Linked DNA regions of Homo sapiens: region 2 is linked to region 1. Evidence: chromatin loops called from intact Hi-C (ENCODE). Cell type or tissue: GM12878. All regions are shown on one strand. Links, peaks and the distances in the headings refer to the core of each region. The heading gives the core; the rest is flanking DNA. Region 1 has its middle 88 kb from the start of VPREB1. Region 2 has its middle 10 kb from the start of VPREB1.

Evidence for each region. A loop is a pair of places that touch in the nucleus more often than their neighbours do. Peaks named below come from ENCODE experiments on the same cell type or tissue, not always from the same donor. Only the 100,000 strongest peaks of a DNase experiment are listed, where the experiment ranks them.
Region 2: a loop joins it to region 1, with 11 times the contacts of the local background. A loop is called at or near these places in 8 of 110 quality-filtered maps.

What each region holds. Positions count from the first base shown.
Region 1 is chr22:22,151,853-22,161,774 of GRCh38, forward strand. It overlaps IGL. Among named protein-coding and RNA genes, the nearest start is that of VPREB1, 88 kb to the right of the region's middle. RefSeq lists a silencer at 3,814-3,956 and an enhancer at 5,066-5,225. In GM12878, for the core only: a CTCF peak has its summit at 5,053 (motif pointing right); DNase peaks (open chromatin) are centred at 5,179 and 5,519; H3K27ac peaks cover 1,233 bases.
Region 2 is chr22:22,229,336-22,239,257 of GRCh38, forward strand. It overlaps IGL and the pseudogene LOC100533679. Among named protein-coding and RNA genes, the nearest start is that of VPREB1, 10 kb to the right of the region's middle. In GM12878, for the core only: a CTCF peak has its summit at 6,463 (motif pointing left); a DNase peak (open chromatin) is centred at 6,436.

The sequences.
Region 1 (9,922 bases), core at 3,864-6,363:
AACATCATACTATTTAGTAGTATCTATATCTATCAAGTATCTGCTACAGTGGATGATAGATGACTTAAAGACAGAAATATGTTATTCATATCTACTTCTCACAGGTCTAGTGCTGTTGCAGGATATTTTTTAAGGAATCAGAGAGACTGATGGGGTTCAGGAGGATATTTATTATTTAGGTGCACCAGCCCAGTCGGATTAACATCCAAAGGACTGAGCCCTGAACAAAGAGTTAAGTTACCTTTTAAGCATTTTGTAGGGTGGGAGGAGATCTGTGCAGGGGGAAGCATGTTAGAGAAGTGAGAAACAAAGACAGTTATTCAATTAATTGAGAAATGCGTTACATCATTTCTTACTTTTCAAGGAAAAACATGTTTTGCGACTTTTGTTTATGTGTCTAGTGACTTTGCAGCTGCCCAGCTAGGGAATCAGGGTCTTCACAATGCCTGGGAATGGAGGGGAGAGAAAGCTCATTAGCCACAGAAAAATAGGCCGTTAGTTTTTTAAAGGACTCTAGCTCTTTCTCTTTCTCAGGGGGAATTGGATTTTCTTACATACAACTGAGGTTCTGCTTACACATTCTTTAATTTCTTTTAATTCCTGTTCCAGTGCAGTGCAATGTTCATAGTAGATGCTTAATATTTTTTGAATTATTGTATCTTTAGTCATTGCGAGCCATCATTTTGAGAGTCAGTCTCATTCTTTTAGCCCTAGATTATTTTTATTTTCTTGAGATACGTGAATAAAGGGCACAGGAAAAAAACACAGTTGAGAGTTTTGGATAATAGTAACCTAATTCACCCAGATTTTACTTCATATTGGTTGGAACTCTAAGTTGGGTGCAACTAACATGAGACTTGTTTTGATTTATTGTAAACATATTCTTGAATGACTAATGAACAGTGCTTCATGTGAACAAATTTTCACCTTCTGATAATTTCCAATATTACACTTTGAAAAACATTCCCATTGTAGTGCTCTAGAAAATATAATTTCAATTGTTAAAATTCAATATTACTGTAATTGAGGATATTAAATAACTTGTTGTTACATGATGCTAGCTGCAGCTTAAATTTCAGATCATGAGTGTTGTTAATATTATATAGTTGGAATTAGTTCTGAGATCAATGAATCAATGCTGTCTTACTGTTTTGTCTTTAATTTTTATACCACATTTATTTTGTGAGTGGATTTCATAAAAGGAAGTTGCTTTATGTTGCCAAGCTCATTATCTTGGGTTTTTGTCCAGAGCTGAATTCCCTTTTTCATCAAAGGACAGAGAGAGCCCATTATAAACTATTGAGTAATGCTGATTTGATGGGTAGGCCACTTACCTTTAAGTGGAAAGGAGGCCAGGCGCGGTGGCTCACGCCTGTAATCCCAGCACTTTGGGATGCTGAGGAGGGCGGATCATGAGGTCAGGAGATCGAGACCAGTCTGGCCAACTTGGAGAAACCCTGTCTCTACTAAAAATACAAAAATTAGCCGGGCGTGGTGGCGGGTGCCTGTAGTCCCAGCTACTCGGGAGGCCGAGGCAGGAGAATGGCGTGAACCTGGGAGGCGGAGCTTGCAATGAGTCAAGATCACACCGCTGAACTCCAGCCTGGGTGACAGAGCGAGACTCCTTCTCAAAAAAAAATTACACAAAAATGTTAGACTAATAAATATTAATAAACACTAAAGGAAGAAATTTAGTGGAACATTTATCAGAGGCAACAGACCAGGAAGTTATAGTTACCCTGTGAAAAGGCATCATCTAGGATTCATAGAAAACATTTGCAAATTGGCAACAACCACCACCACAACAAACTAAAACAAATGAAAGAAATAGACATTTATACAGGGAAAATATAAATAGATAATAAGTGTAATAAATTTTGTGACTTTCCACTTGAAAACAAAGAAATGGAAATAAAACCTATGTAAAGAAGTGGTGGAGTGAGCCGAGCTGGGGTGGGAGGGGTGGGGGCATCCCAGGCAGAGGGAACAGCAGATGCAAAGGTCTGGAGGCTGGAGCAGGCTGTGAGGGGTGAGAGCAGCAAGTACATGAAGTCTAGACCACAAATCGATGCTTCACCCTCAAAAATAGCCTCTCACTGGCCACCACTCAGGCCCAGATACATGTGTAAGGTGGGCAGCCTTCAGGAAAAGTGACCGCAAAAGTGCACCACATTGGGAATTCTGAGGTGTTTGAGAAAGTTATGGATGAAGGGTGAGGTAGACTCTAGTGGGGAATGTCCTCTTGCCACTTGGACTTCTCTGTCTATTTCATGGGCTATTATCAACTTCTAAAGAGCCAGTGGTTTGGGTGCACATTTAGGTGTAAGTACCTCTTGCCTCAAGCCTTAACTCTCTTTCCAATGAGTCAAGTGAGCTGTTGTGTTTAAGTAACTTCTCTTTATTGTGAAATCTTTCCTATCACTTTAAGAACCTTCTTCTTCAGACCCAAGTAATCCCAAGGCACCTATAATGTCCCTCCTGGAGAAGACAAAAGGGTGTCTTCTATTTCTGTGTGGCCCGATATTTCAGGGCCCCTAACCAGGTTAGTTCAAGGTGCTCAGCATAACCATGAATCTGCTACCCATGTTTCTCAGGTGGGTCATAGGCCCTGGAGGGATTGTGGCTGTGGACCAAGCAGGGGGTGCTGTGGGCTGTTCTGAGAAGGAGGGTTTTGGAGTGTCCAAGCTGAGAACATAGAGGCCCCAGATGTTGTATGAGTAAATTTTCATCTGACAGAATTATATTTTCCTAACTGAAAACATGAAACAGAGATGTAACAACTGTGCCTCTTTGGCTCTGTCTTTGCATGCTGTCATCAGCCACTGAACAGGAGCTGAGAGGGAAGACATAAAGAACAGAAAACCCATGAGGGGGATGGTCCATGTGGGTGTGGAAGTGAGGGTGAGTGGGGATTTGGCCAAAGAGGCCTAATCCACAGGAGTAGAGTCTCATGTGTGACTTTCAGAATGAGCAGGAGTGAGATAGGTGGAGGGGGAGTGTTGGAACATCTCATCAGAGGTGAGAATCCATAGAAGGAGACACTGGTCATTACAGTCAGTGAGAAAAGTGACTTTAGCCTGAGCCTAAGGTCATTGGATCAAGGAAGGGGCCAGGAGGAGCTCCTTGAAGGGAAGCTGTGAGCTTGAGAGGCAGGCTGAGGCAGATCAGTAGAATGAGCCCCCGAGAAGGGCTCACAGAGTCACTGAAGGACTGTGAGGTGGCAGGGACAAGCTCACATGGCCTTTGGTCAGTGAGTCTCCAGCTGTAATGAGAATGAAATGGGGAAGATCTGGGACAGGAAGACAAGCTGGGGGCGCTGGTACCATCATGGGGAGATGATGGTGGGTGGCTCTAGGTTAGTTAGAGTTGGAATGAAGAGCAGAAAGCAGCTTCGTGATACCTTTATGTCATAAAATACATTTGGCATGGAGAGGACTTGGACTTTGTGCATGAAGGATATGGATGTTTCTAGGCTGACTCCCAAATGTTTCTAGGCTGACTCCCAGAAACTAGGATGTTTCTAGGCTGTTCCTGGCTGAGAATTTGGATGGTAACTATAGTCCAAAGAAACAAAGAACACTGAAATCATATCTTATTTTTTTTAACTCACAAAATAGAGGCAGGTAGATATTTATATGTGTTTTGTTGGCTCAATGATTTTTTTTAGTAATAAACATATTTACTTAGAAACTACTGGGTGTCTGTATGCTCTGGGATTTTTTTCTCCTGTCCTGATGACATCTCTTTCCTTTCTCTGGGTTCAGGAGTTACTTCCCAGGTTGTGGTGACACAGGAACATTCACTTTCCACAACTCCTGGAGGGGCAGTCACCTTCACCTATGGCTCCAAAATTGGGGCTGTCATCAGAGCATCTCGACAGCTGGGCCCAACAGAACATCTGGCAATGTCCCCAGGGCAATGGTGGGCACAAGCAGTCAGGTCCTGGGACCCCTGCACAATCCCCTGGTTCTCTTCATGAAGAAAAAGCCACTCTGGTTATAATGAGGACTAGACCAAGAATGAGGCCCAGTGTTACATGCTCGGTGTGGTGATCTGAAATATCACCACAGGGACAAATACAAAAATACAAGTGGGAAACTACACTCAAACCCTTGGATCAAGCCTCAGTCCTATGCTTCTGAAGCAAATTTCTTGTTTTTGGAGTCTGGTTTTCAACCACTGTAGACTCAGATCATTTATTCTTCAGGCCCCCAATGGGATCATCACAAGCACTTTTTCTATCAATCATGGCAGTCACTTGAGATCAAAGGTGAATTTCTTCTTCCTCAAGTTATAAGCAACACTTTGGCATATTTGGTGAACTTCAAAGAAAATGGCTAAGATAGAGGATGAGAGACATAAGAGGCTTCAGGAATATTTCAGCAGATGCAAAGCAGACTACAGGGTAACTCATTTCCCATATGATTTGATTGATTGCAAAATGTGAAATTAAATGCATACAAAGGGGAATGTGTGTCATTTTTCCTCTTAATGACAAAGTAAAAAAAAAGCAATAAAACAAAAACAAGCACTATTTCATGTGTCTTGATAAACTTGTAGAAAGTCTTATAATATCCACAATATCTAGGATACAGTAAAATAACTTTCCATATGAAGAACCAGAAGAACACAACTTAAATGAGAAAAGACAATTGATAGACACCAATACTGAAATAATTTAGGTGCTGATGTTATGTAACTGAGATTAATTAAGGAGTAATTATACAATTCCTTCAGTGAGCAATTTTAGACATTATTTTTTGAAGTTTTAGGTTCAGGGGTTCATGTGCAGGTATGTTACGTAGGTAAACTTGTGTCAGAGGGGACATTCTTGAAACAAGTGGAAAAGAAGCAAATCCCGAAAAGAAAAATAAGTCATAGAAACAAACCAAATTAAAATTAGAAAACAGAAAAATGCAATAAATTAAAAAGAACAGTCTGGAGGGACTCTGGAACAGGTAACAGTGAAATTAAAGTTCAGGCATTAGAGGAATTATTTACCGTTAAGTAGGGAAGAAAGTACAAACAATAGCCATCTAAGCCCAGCAGAGGGAGCTGTGGATCTTCTCAGAGGTGAGCAAGGCCGGAAATGAACTCCCGGGGCTCTCATTTATGGCTCCTGGGTCCATACTCACTGGCCCGAATTGGGGTTTAGAGCAGGTGCTTTCTCCCAAAGGGCAAACTCAGAGTTCCCAGCAGCCCATCCTCCCTGACAGAGCGGCTGCTGCCTGGCTGAGCACTCAGAACTTAGGGAGCCGGTGGTTTTGGTAGAGGCCCCATGTTTGCATAATGTCCTAACCAAACACACATCTACCCGGGGAGGTGACGAGGAGTTAGAGGAACTGTCCCAGGGTCCAGAAGTAGCCGGGGGTTCTGGGGATCCTTGGAAAGTCCACACCATAGCTTGGATGTCTATCCTCCCCTCTCTCCCTCCTCACTGCCCAGGTTCATGTAGATTTCAAAGACAGGACTTTGGAGGGATCTGTCTGCTGTGATTCCTCACACATAACATGTATCTGTTTTAGTTTCTTGGTTCAGTTCTCAGGCTGTGGTGACTCAGGAGCCCTCACTGACTGTGTCCTAAAGAGAGAGACTTATTCTCATGTGTGGCTTCAGCACCACAGCACTGAATTCAGCAGAAGCCTGGTCAAGTCCTCAGGACATTGATGTGTAACACAGATAACAAACACCCCTGGATGCCCACTTGATTCTCTGGCTCCCTCCTGGGGGAAAGCTGCCCTGACCCCTCAAGGGGCCCAGCCTGAGGATGAGGCTGAGTATACTGTGGGCTACACCACAGTGGTCCTTAGCACAGTGAGAGACCCAGATGGGGAAGCAGGACATGAACGAGCTTTTGGCTGATCCGGGGTACAAACATGAACGTAGGATATCAGGATCACGTGGCCAGACACCTGAGCTCTCAAGGACACCTAAATTTTAACTATCCGTAGAGAGAAAGGTGGGTGGAGGGGTGTAAATTGATTCCTGTATCTGTTTGAATTTTAAAGTGGAAAATATTTGTGAATCATTTGGGAGATGCAGATTCCCAAAAAGAAGAATTTATGTTTATATTCCAAACAGAACAGTAATAGTGAGATCAACTCTAAAGACTAAGGTCAAACACACTTCATCCAGAAAGATGGATCTCAAAAGATTTTGTTGTTGTTTTGCCTATTAAAAGCTAAGAGAGGAAATTATATTAATAAAGTTTATTTCATGTTCTATGTTAATAGTGTGTATTTCATAGCTTTTTAAGCATTAAAAATTATAAAAGTGTTAAGAGGGATTCTCTTCTCTAATGTTATATAAGAAAGTATCCACCTAGGAAAATATTTTGAAGGTCTAACCCCCAGTACTTCTAAATGTGACCTTATTTTTAAAATAGTGTTATTGCTTATGTAATTCTTAGGATGAAGCCATCCTAGAGCGAGGTGGCCTCTTGATCCAATGTGCCTGGTGTCCTTATAAGATGATGGTAGTAAGGAGATTGGAAGACACAGAGAGAATGCCGTGTGACGACGAAGGCAGAGATTGAATTTACACAGCTGCAAGATAAGGAGCACTAAAGATTGCTGGCAAACCACCAGCAGCCAGAAAGAGGGAAGGAAGGATCTCCCCTCAGGTATATATGGAAACATTGCCCTTTCTATGAATTTTGGGAGGCTAGCCTCCAGAACTGTGAGACAATACATTTGTGTTATCTTAACCAAACTTGTGTTTAATACATTCTGACAGCAGTTCTAGGAAACCAATACACCAGACAATAAATTACACAATACTTCTGAAATTGATTGTACTTCTTTCATTTTGGCAACCAGTTTTTCCATGAATATGATTATATCTGTGCTCATATTTCTAACTTTATAAATATGCTTGTAATTTAAGGTTAAGATAAGAAATCCTTGTGTCTTAAAAATCCCTAAATATATGAGAACTGAATAATAATATTAACATTATGAGATCTAATGGAAAATTGTAGCTTTTACATAATTCCACTTGTTCACTAGTATCAAGATGTGAAGGTGGGAAGATCACCTTGTTATTAACAAAACACTCCTGGTCATCTCTGTGGATTTGAGAGTGCAGGGGGAGACACCTACATATTGTTTGGGAAGTCACAAATGCAGCATGCCCAGAGCATCATGTACAACAGTGTGAGTTTGCTGGACATGTGGGCAGGACGCAGAACAGACTGGGGCATGAGGAACCACCTATCACCAAACCCACCAGCGCCTTCCTCCCTGGATCAGCCCAGAGCTGCTCAGACTTGAATGTGCACATGGATCATGTGGGATCCTGGATAATGTGGATTCTGATCAGTGGGTCTGGACTGTGGACTGAAATTCTGCGTTTCTAGAAGGCCCCTTCTTCCAAAGATCCACATACATGTTTTAATATTACCATATTCATAAGAATGGTGGGAAATAAGGGAAGCCACTTTCAGACAGAAACCAAATAGAAATTTATCTGAGAGGGAGCTAAAGGATTATGATCAAAGAGAAATCCCCAATTCCAGGCAGGGAGCTGATCACAGAGGGCAGATGGGAAGTTGGGAGAGGTTCTATTTTTTTTTTTTTAAGAAATAGAAATGAATGCAAACACAACTCAAACCTCCTCTTGATCCAACATCCCTGCTGGCTCCTGCCCAATTTCTGCACTGGCTTCTTCTCCAGTCTTTTCCCAAGCATGGACCCTCCTCACCCTCTCTGCTTCCCCATCTCAAACTCACAACTTCCCTTCTCAGTTCTCCTGTTTCTCTCCCTTTCATTCCACTTCCTTCTTCTCTGTGACCTCCTTAGACAATCACCAAAATATTTCTAGAAGAAAAGCCATGGGTATTTTTCATCTTTTCTTGAAAGTTGTCACTCACATTCCCTCTTCGTTCTTCAGCCTCTCTTACCCCTTACTACAAAAGATGCCTGAGGCCACTGTTTCTCTTTTCCATCCCCTCAAATAGCTTCTCCTTCCAACCCGTTTCTCTCCTCAGTTACTAGAGCATTCAGTGAAGCACTCAGTCAGGTTAAAGGATCCTCCCAAATGCTCACCCTGCTCTCTATGTGTGATCTCCTGAAGAATCAAGTAGGGAGAGAAACATGGCTTCATGAGTTTGTGGGGAAGTGGGTGCATGGCTGAACTGTCCTTGTTCTCAGCAAATGTACTTTATTTCATGCACAGTTTGTATATGAGACAACCTTCTCCTGCGGACTCCTTATAAAATGGGAAGAATTATGTGTTGTGTTTTCACAGAGGAAGCCCAAATATTCCATGCTCATGGGTAGGAAGAATCAATATCATGAAAATGGCCATACTGCCCAAGGTAATTTATAGATTCAATGCCATCCCCATCAAGCTACCAATGACTTTCTTCACAGAATTGGAAAAAACTATTTTAAAGTTCATATGGAACCAAAAAAGAGCCCGCATCGCCAAGTCAATCCTAAGCCAAAAGAACAAAGCTGGAGGCATCACACTACCTGACTTCAAACTATACTACAAGGCTACAGTAACCAAAACAGTATGGTACTGGTACCAAAACAGAGATATAGATCAATGGAACAGAACAGAGCCCTCAGAAATAACGCCGCATATCTACAACTATCTGATCTTTGACAAACCTGAGAAAAACAAGCAATGGGGAAAGGATTCCCTATTTAATAAATGGTGCTGGGAAAACTGGCTAGCCATATGTAGAAAGCTGAAACTGGATCCCTTCCTTACACCTTATACAAAAATCAATTCAAGATGGATTAAAGACTTAAATGTTAGACCTAAAACCATAAAAACCCTAAGAAGAAAACCTAGGCATTACCATTCAGGACATAGGCATGGGCAAGGACTTCACGTCTAAAACACCAAAAGCAATGGCAACAAAAGCCAAAATTGACAAATGGGATCTGATTAAACTAAAGAGCTTCTGCACAGCAAAAGAAACTACCATCAGAGTGAACAGGCAACCTACAAAATGGGAGAAAATTTTCACAACCTACTCATCTGACAAAGGGGCTAATATCCAGAATCTACAATGAACTCAAACAAATTTACAAGAAAAAAACAAAAAACCCCATCAAAAAGTGGGCGAAGGACATGAACAGACACTTCTCAGAAGAAGGCATTTATGCAGCCAAAAAACATACGAAAAAATGCTCACCATCACTGGCCATCAGAGAAATGCAAATCAAAACCACAATGAGATACCATCTCACACCAGTTAGAATGGCAATCACTAAAAAGTCAGGAAACAACAGGTGCTGGAGAGGATGTGGAGAAATAGGAACACTTTTACACTGTTGGTGGGACTGTAAACTAGTTCAACCATTGTGGAAGTCAGTGTGGCGATTCTTCAGGGAGCTAGAACTAGAAATACCATTTGACCCAGCCATTCCATTACTGGGTATATACCCAAAGGACTATAAATCATGCTGCTATAAAGACACATGCACACGTATGTTTATTGTGGCACTATTCACAATAGCAAAGACTTGGAACCAACCCAAATGTCCAACAATGATAGACTGGATTAAGAAAACGTGGCACATATACACCATGGAATACTATGCAGCCATAAAAAAGGATGAGTTCATGTCCTTTGTAGGGACATGGATGAAATTGGAAATTATCATTCTCAGTAAACTATTGCAAGAACAAAAAACCAAACACCGCATATTCTCACTCATAGGTGGGAATTGAACAATGAGAAAACATGGACACAGGAAGGGGAACATCACACTCTGGGGACTGTTGTGTGGTGGGGGGAGGGGGGAGGGATAGCATTGGGAGATATACCTAATGCTAGATGATGAGTTAGCGGGTGCAGCACACTAGCATGGCACATGTATACATATGTAACTAACCTGCACATTGTGCACATGTACCCTAAAACTTAAAGTATAATAATAATTAAAAAAAAAAAAAGAGAGTTAAA
Region 2 (9,922 bases), core at 4,913-7,412, 79 kb after region 1:
CATTGCAGTGTTCAGAGTGGGGATGGTGCTTGGAATCATTCCCTTGACCTTGCCTTCGACCTTGCATTAGTTTTGACTTTAAAATGTCCTTATGAAAATTCCCCCAAGTACGGAAGCCCATAGTCTCATCAGAGATCCCACCTTTTCCCTGTTCCCCTCCATTTTTTTTTCTTTTTTGAAATGGAGTCTCACTCTGTTGCCCAGGCTGGAGTGCAGTGGCGTGATCTCGGCTCACTGCAACCTCCACCTCCCAGGTTCAAGCGATTCTCCTGCCTCAGCCTCCCGAGTAGCTGGGACTACAGGTGCCCGCCACCATGCCCGGCCAATTTTTTTTATTTTTAGTAGAGACGGGGTTTCACCATATTGGCCAGGCTGGTCTCGAAATTCTGATGTTGTGATCTGTCTGCCTTGGCCTCCCAAAGTGTTGGGATTACAGGCATGAGGCACTGCACCCAGCCCCTTCCCCTCTGTTTGTGAACTCCATCCCAGGATCATGGTTGAGTTCACCCAGCAGGTTTTCTTGCCTCTCCAGTTCTTCCAGTCGAGCCCACAGTTCCTCATTTGTAAGTAAGCATCCTTGGACTTGAGATCATTTTCAAAACCTGAGGTTTTGGATTTTGAATCAGGTTTATGTGCAATCCAGGGTTTTCTCTTTAATTCAGACTTGTTTTGAACATGTTTTCTTAGGTCAACAAGATCTCCATCCCCATCACCCCATCCCTGCAGATCTGCTGTGAATGCAACTTTAGATTCAAAGTTTCTCCTGGCTTTTGTAAAGTCATGTAGTGCTTTCCTCACACACTCCTTCCTATGCTCCACTAACCCCACTGCTTGCTTTGCAGAGCACTGGCAAAACCAGTTGTCCCCGAGGAGAAGAGTGATTTTGCTGGTATCCACAAGCCTTCCTGGTATAGAAGGCAAGAGGCCCAGTTGGCACCATGAGCTCGTAAGACAGCCTATTGGGCAAGGTTTGGAGTCGCTCTTGGAGGGTATTACAGTCCCCCTTTACCTTTTGCCAGTGTGCAATTTCATCTTGGCACCTAGAGATCATCTTTTCCTGTTCTCCTTGGGGCCTCATAACCTGTTGAGGATGCAGCTGTTTGAAGGTGGCCGAGGAGGCTGCACGGTGGGGCACACGGTGGGGCTCCATGGCTCCTGGTTCTGCGTGTGCGCTGTGGTCGGCACTGCTCAGGCTGCTGCCCCCAGTCATGGCGACTGCAGTGCCCAACTTCCTCCAGCTGAGTCCTCATGAGATCCTTCCTGCAATCAGTGCTCCCAGCTCCTCAGTCCCTTCAAAAGATAAATCATTCCGGAGATGGGTGGTGGTGATGTAGCATGACAATGTGGCTACTTTCAATGCTACCGAACTGCATACCAAAAAATGGTTAAAATGCTGAATTTTATGTTATGTATATTTTACCACATTAAAAAAATATTAGCTGGGTACAGTGGCTCACACTTGTAGTCCCAGCACTTTGGGAGGCTGAGGCAGGAGGATTGCTTTTAGTCCAGGCATTTGAGATCAGCCTGGGCAACACAGTGAAACCCCCATCTCTACAAAAAAACTCACAAAATTAGCTGGCCAAGTTGATTGTGTGCCTGTAATCTCAGCATCTCTGGAGGTGGAGGTCGGGGGATTGCTTGAGCCCAGGAGTTCAAGGCCTCAGTGTACTGTAATCACACCACTGCACTCCAGCCTGGGTGGCAGAGCGAGATCCAGTCTCCAAAATAATAATAGTAATAAATAATAGTAATAATAATAAATAAATAAGTGATAATAAATAAAAATATCCACTTGGGATAATTATCACAAGAACTTTGCTGTCATGGTTGTGATTTTTTGGAACAAATTCTCATGGTTCTAACTAAACCAAATCAAATACAACATTGATTTGAACGCCCATGCTCACAGCAGCCTTATTCACAAAAACCACAAGGTAGAAGCAACCCAAATGTCCATCGACAGATGAATGGATCAACAAGATGTGGTCTCTCCACACAATTCAGCCTTAAAAAGGAAGGAAATTCCAACACATGCTACATGCAGGAACTTTGAAGACTTTATATATACTAAGGGTACCCACCCCCTACCTCACTGTATTCATATGTTGAAATCCCAACCCCCAAGCTGATGGTATTAGGGTATGGGATTATTAGATTCAAAGTTTGGGACATAATTAGGTCATGAGGGTGGAGCTCCCATGATGGGAGTTGTGACCTTATAAAAGGGATTCCAGAGGCCCCTCTTACCCCTTCTGCCATGTAACAATACAACAGGAAGTCAGAAGTCTGTGAATGAAAGAGGGCCCTCACCAGAACCCAACCATGCTGGCCCTTCATCTTGGACTTCCAGCCTCCAGAGCCATGAGGTATCAATGTCTGTTGTTTATAAACCACCCAGACCATGGTACTTTGTTATGGCAGCCCGACCTCACTAAGACACTAATCAAAACAAACCGGTCCACAAAAGGACAAACACTGTATGATTCCACTTACATGAGGTACCTAGAGTAGTCAAATTCCTACAGACAGAGTAGAATGGTGGTTTCCAGGGGCTGAGGGGAGAGGGAAATGGAGAGTTGTTTAATGGCATGGAGTTTTAGTTTTGCCAAATAAAAAAGTTCTGGATTAGTTGGACAACGATGTGAATGTACTTCATGCTTCTGAGCTGTACACTTAAAAACGGTTGCCTGGGCATGGTGGCTCATGCCTGTAATCCTAGCACATTGGGAGGCCAGGGCAGAGGACTGCTTGAGCCGAGGAGTTCAAGACCAGCCTGGGCAACATAGCAAGACTCTGTCTCTACAAAACATTTTTAAAAAAATTCACCAGGTGTGGTGGTGCACACCTGTAGTCCCAGCTACTTGGGAGTCTCAGGTGGGAGGACTGCTTGAGTCTGGATGTTCGAGGCTGCAGTGAGCTGTGATCACACCACTGCACTCCAGCCTGGGCAACACATAGTGAAGCCGTATCTTTAAAAAAAACAATGGTGAGACTGGGTGCGTTGGCTCACACCTATAATCCCAGCACCATGGGAGGCTGAGGTGGGTGGATTGTTTGAGCCCAGGAGTTTGAGACCAGCCTGGGCAATGTAGCAAGACCCTGTCTCCACAAAAAGTTAGCTGGGCATGATGGTGCATGTCTGTGGTCCCAGCTACTTGGGAGGCTGAGGTGAAAGGATTACTTGAGCCTAAAAGATTGAGGCTGCAGTGAGCTGTGATTATGCCACTATACTCCAGCCTAGGTGGCAGAGTGAGACCTTGTCTCAAAAAAAAAAAAAAAAAAATGGATAAGGTGGTAAGTTTTATGTTATGTGTATTTTATGTTTTTTTTATTTTTTAAAGAAACAGGGTCTTGCTATGTTGCCCAGGCTAGAGTGCAATGGCTATTCACATGTGTGATCAGAGTGTACTACAGCTTCCAACTCCTCAGCTGGAGTTGAGGTGATTCTGCCTCAGCCTCCCGAGTAGCTGAGACCACAGGTGTGCACAGCTTTGCCTGGCTCCATTTTACTACACTACAGTGTCTCTCTTTTTACATGGTTGTTGCAGTAAAAGAAAATTCAGTGTATATAGAAACATCACAAGCAATTGTTTTAAGATTATATGTAAAGTGGAAATAAGTTGTAGACTCATATAGTTGTCAATAGGTTTTCTAACATAAGAACTTTGGGTGGGGCACTTGAGAACTGATTCAGATGGAAGATGGTTCTAGGCTGGTGGAACAGTGTTGAGAATTCCTGAATGTGTAGTATTCCTAGACCTCTGTCCACCAAATTAAAGCAGGTCCCCCATCACCATGATCCTACAGGGGGCATCCCCCTTAGTAACGGCCTCTTTCTCTAGCCTAAATTGAGACATTCTCCTCCTTGTTTCTCTAGGCCTCAGCCACACTGGCCTTCTTCTATTTCCAAACACACACCAAGCTCTCTCCTGAAACACAGCCTTCCCACACACCGCATCTCTGCCTAGTTCATACACTGCCGGCAAATTGTGTATTGGGGCTGGGCCCTTCCCACTGTTCAGCTGTCATCCTATTTTTTTCCTTTGTCAGGGGTCCTTTGAAAACTACGTATTCCAGACCAGGTGCCTGGACATTCTCTCTTATGACACTTATTAAAACATGTTGTTGGCTGGGTGCGGTGGCTCACGCCTGTAATCCCAGCACTTTGGGAGGCCGAGGCAGGTGGATTGCCTGAGCTCAGGAGTTTGAGACCAGCTGGGCAACATGGTGAAACCCCGTCTCTATTAAAATATAAAAAATCAGCCGGGCATGGCAGTGTGTGCCTGTAGTCCCAGCTACTCGGGAGGCTGAGGCAGGAGAATTGCTTGAACCTGGGAGGCGGAGGTTGCAGTGAGCTGAGATTGCACCACTGCACTGAAGCCTGGGAGACTCTGTCTCCAAAAAAAACAACAACAAAACCAAACAAAACCAAAACAAAACAATAAAAAAAATGTTGTTGTCATTATTTTCCCGCTAGACTCCCACAAGATTCCCCACTAGACTCTAAGCTTCATGGGAGGAGGGGCTATGCACATTCACAGTGTCTGCTCTTACCAGAGAGTCTCACAGAGCAGCCCTAACAGGTTAGACCAAAGAACAGGTCATATAAAAACCCAAGTTCCAATTTCTCCTGAGATGTTTTTCTCCTAAAAACCAAGTTAAGAACTCTAGGCCTCTACTGGGAAGCTGCCTCCCCATTCAGACAGGGTCTCCCCATTACCACAATCCCTTCTAGTCCTCTCTTCTACTTGCTTCCCTAGGTGATCATTGCAGGCATCTGAGTTTGTAAACCCGAGTTTACAAAAGGGGATTAGAGAAATGCCCACATCAAATGATCTCATTCACCCATTTCTCAGATTCTAGGTCCTTATGGTTGGCACACGTTGCAATGAGTTGGATGGGGGGAGTCCAGCCAGGACCTCAGGGTAGCCACAGACTTCTTCAATTTCCACCCTCTAAGGTTTGGTCCTCAGATTGGAATTATGTTTCCTCAATTCTCTGCAGACAGGAAGTGTTGAGATCTGACTCTTAGTAGTAATTTAAATGAGAGAAAGAGAGGAGGAGGGAGGTATTTTTATATCCTATTTGTATCTAAATACCAGAAAAGGTAGGGAGTGGGAGCTTACACCTGTAATCCCGACACTTTGGGAGGCCAAGACGGGAGAATCTCTTGAGCCCAGGAGTTTGAGAATAGCTTGGGCAACGTGGCATGACCCTATCTCTACAAAAAATACAAAAATTAGTTGGACATGGTGGCATGTAGCTGTAGTCCCAGCTATTTGGGATGCTGACATGGGAGGATTGTTTTAGCCTAGGAGGTCAAGGCTGCAGTTAACTGTGATTGTACCACTGCACTCCAGCCTGGGCGACAGAGCAAGACTGTATCAAAACAAACAAACAAACAAACAAACAGAAAAACAAACAACCCGGGAAAATGGTACTTTGGGAACAAGGACCTTGGTCAACCCAATTCCTTATTGAAGGAAATAACGTATACAGTGGTCAATTTCTTTTTTTTTTTTTTTTTTTTTTTGAGACGGAGTCTTTCTCTGTCGCCAGGCTTGAGTGCTGTGGCGTGATCTCGGCTCACTGCAACCTCCGACTCCCTGGTTCAAGCGATTCTCCTGCCTCAGCCTCCCAAGTAGCTGGGATTACAGGCACGCACCACCATGCCCAGGTCATTTTTGTATTTTTAGTAGAGATGGGGTTTCACAATGCTGGCCAGGATGGTCTCAAACTCCTGACCTCGTGATTCACCTGCCTCGACCTCCCAAAGTGCGTGCTGGGATTACAGGTGTGAGCCACTGCACCCAGCCTACAGTGGTCCGTTTCTAAGACAAAATGCTTTGAATTGGCTTAGGTCAGCAACCTACAGAAGAAACATGATACACTAGGTCCCTGCTTGGATAGCCAGCCAATGCCTGCTTGTCAGCCTCCCCCTTCCCCACCTTCGCCCCTTAGTTGCCTTCACCTGAACCAAAGTAGTTTAGTCTAAGATGAAAGTTTACTAGCCTGCAAAGTAGCTTGTTTTGTCTGTTCTTAGCCTGCCCAGCTACTTAGGTCATAAGTCTAACACTTGAAGAGCCCCTAAGCTAACTAAGATTACAATGCATTGTGGGCTGCAACAAAATGCAGCAAAACGACCCTAAAATAAACAAAAAACAAAAAACTCCTGGCGCTCCCACCCAACAATCAACAGGCGAGAAGATTATGACCCCGTAGTACTCAGCCTATGAGGAACTGGGGGAGGGACCTGTGCACTAGGGGATAAACTGCTTGTTGAAAGTGTGCTGGGTGTGCCTGTCAGACACCTGATCTTGCAAGACTGTCATTAAAAGTCTCACTTTCACTGTTCTCCGGGTCTCTGAGTCCATTCTTTGGGTTGGGATGGGCGAGACTGTTTCTCACATTATGAAAAGCTGAAGGTTAAGTGAACTTGGGGAATACTGCCTCCTGCTGGCTGGATGTCATGGAAGCCTGGCCCATCAGCAGAGAATGATAAGCTGGAGTTCTGGAGGGTCTGATTTCCAAGGAATCACCCCCTTGGAAGCTCCTCTAATACACCCTGATGAGATTAACCTGATTAGGTCCATTGTTTGATAAAAAGAGGAGGAAGTTTAATCACTTCCACATTCTTTGCCCACGACTAACCCTGATTGGATTTGGGGCTATGGTTCAAATGTATGACCGATTGATTTTTTTCACTTCTTCTGTTGGACTTTTGAAAAAAAGTTCTCTGAAAAGGAATTTAGAGGAAAGAGACTTATTCCAGTGAACAGTTACAGTTTGCAAACCCAAGAGACACAACTTTTGGTACAAAAGGAAGTTACATTCCAGAGAACAAGGGGAGGCTTTGTCTTTTCTAGAGAAAATTCCCGCTCAGAATCCCACTCAGGTCTGCTTATGCAAATGAAAGATTCAAACTTTTTAGTTCTGATTACTTGGCTCTAGCTGGGTTCTGATTAGTCAAAGCAGGTCACAGTCTACTGGTGGCGTAAACAGGAACAGGCAGCTATGTAAGTCCCAAAGTTTCTCCAGAAACTCAAAGTATGTGTGTGACCTCTGGTCAGCAAATAACCACTTGTCTCAAATTTAAATTCAGGCCCAGGATTCATCTTGAGGAATCGGCTCTTTCAGGGTTCAGAGACCAATCAAAACGTCTATCAGAATGGTTGTGTTAAAAGGCAAATAATGGGCAGGGCATGGTGGCTCAAGCCTGTAATCCCAGTACTTTGGGAGGCCGAGGCAGGTGGATCCCCTGAGCTCAGGAGTTCGAGACCAGCCTCGCCAACGTGATGAAACCCCGTCTCTACTAAAAATACAAAAAAAATTAGCTGGGCGTGGTGGCGCGCGCCTGTAGTCCCAGCTACTTGGGAAGCTGAGGCAGAAGAATCTCTTGAACCCTGGGGGCGGAGGTTGCAGTGAGCCAAGATCATGCCACTGCACTCCAGCCTGGGTGATAAGAGCAAGACTCTGTCTAAAAAAAAAAAAAACAGCAAATAACGTTGTCCTGTGCCATGAGCCACATACTCAAATATTTACACAGGTCCAGGGGAAGTAAAGAGTAAATATGGCCACCAGGCGCGGTGGCTCACGCCTGTAATCCCAGCACTTTGGCGGCTGAGGCGGGTGGATCACGAGGTCAGGAGATCGAGACCATCCTGGCTAACACGGTGAAACCCTGTCTCTACTAAAAAATACAAAAAAATTAGCCAGGCATGGTGGCGGGCACCTGTAGTCCCAGCTACTTGGGAAGCTGAGGCAGGAGAATGGTGTGAACCGGGGAGGCGGAGCTTGCAGTGAGCAGAGATAACGCCACTGCACTCTAGCCTGGGCGACAGGGTGAGACTGTCTCAAAAAAAAAAAAAAAAGAGTAAATATGGCCTGATGTGAAAAAAAATTATAACCACCAGAATTTCCTAAAATGTATTTTATTGATCTATAGTGTTATTGCACAACATCCACAAATATCTATGATGACAATTGTTTAAAATTCAAGTTAAAATACAAAATTTAAAAAGTTTACCTACTTTTACGTTGTTAATTTATGACTCTTTGGGTTTGAAATGAGATTTGATATCATTGTATTTATAGATATTCCTTGACTTCTTGTGTTATGTACCAATAAGCACATTGTTAAGTTGAAAACATCATAAATAAAAAATGTGTAGCTGGGCCAGGAGCTATGGCTCATGCCTATAATCCCAACACTTTGGGATGCTGAGGCAGGAGGATCACTTGAGCTCAAGAGTTCAAGACCAGCCTGGGCGACAAAGCAAGACCCCCATCTCCACAAAAAATTAAAAAATTAGCCAGTTGTGGTGCTGCATGCCTGGGGTCCCAGCTACTTGGGAGGCTGAGGCAGGAGGATCATTTGAACCCAGGATGTCGAGGCTGAAGTGAGCTATGACGGTGTCACTATGCTCCAGTCTGGGTAACATAATGAGACCTTATTTTTAAAAGAACACACAATGTGTAGCTGAGTAGGGCTGCGGCTCACTGCCACTGCCAGTGTTTGAAGAACAGTTCCCACTGAATGCATCTCAATTTTGCACTGTAATCAAGTAGAAAAACTGTAAGTCCAATCATTGTAAGTCTGGGACCATCTTGTCCATAGTCTTATGACAGAATACTGTTTAAAAGTGTAGATCTATCCGAATGTTGATGAATTTATTGTGAAATGCTTCCCCTTGTGTTGCTTCTATGTGATCTATGTGCAGCAGTGGACTTTTTTTTTTTTAAGTGAAAAACAAATCATGCCCCTCCCTTCATTCTCTCCCCCGTGATGTTTCCCTTAGAGAACATTCCTCCCTTCCCTTCCCAGTCCCCACCTCAGAGATGGGGCAACTCCTCCCTTTTTATCACACTTCTTCCACTCTGAGGCTCTAGGCAATCAGTTCTCGGTCACTCCCACCCATGTGAAGGTTTTTTTTTTTTTTTTTTTTTTGAGTTGGAGTCTCGCTCTGTCGCCTAGGCTGGAGTGCAGTGGTGCGATCTCGGCTCACTGCAAGCTCCGCCTCCTGGGTTCATGCCATTCTCCTGCCTCAGCCTCCCGAGTAGCTAGGACTACAGGCACCTGCCACCACGCCTGGCTAATTTTTTTGTATTTTTAGTAGAGATGGGGTTTCACCGTGTTAGCCAGGATGGTCTCGATCTCCTGACCTCGTGATCCGCCTGCCTTGGCCTCCCAAAGTGCTGGGATTATAGGCGTGAGCCATCGCGCCCGGCCCCGTATGAAGGTTTTTGATGATGCTTGCTAGAATGGACCCAGATAATTTTCGTGTGGACAGAAGGTAGATTTTTAGTAGCTCTTGTTAGAGGTCATGTAGGAGATTGTCTCAGCTTGAGCTGCTATTGTAAATACCGATACTGTAGACTGGGTGGCTTGAAAACACCAGAAATGCATTCCTCAGAGTTGTGGAGGCTGGATGTCCAAGATAGGACAGGTCTGAGATCAGGGTGCCAGCATGCTTCAGTTCTGGTAGGAATCCTCTTCCAGGCTACAGACTGCCAACTTCTCGTGTCTTCGTGTGGCAGAAAAAGGGCTAAAAAGATCTCTGGGATTTTTTTTTTTTTTTTTTGAGACAGAGTCTCACTCTGTTGCCCAGGCTGGAGTGTAGTGGTGTGAGTGGCATGATCTTGGTATACTGCAGTCTCCGCCTCCCGGGTTCAGGCAATTTTCGTGTCTCAGCCTCCCGAGTAGCTGGGACTATAGGCGTGTGTGACCATGCCCGACTAATTTTGGTATTTTTAGTAGAGACCGGGTTTCACCATGTTTGCCAGGCTGGTCTTGAACTCTTGGCCTGAAGTCATGTGTCTGCCTTGGCCTCCCAAAGTGCTGGGGTTGCAGGCACGAGCCACCGTGCCCAGCAGGGCCTCTTTTGTAAAGGCACTCATCCCATTCGTGAGGTTCTGCCCT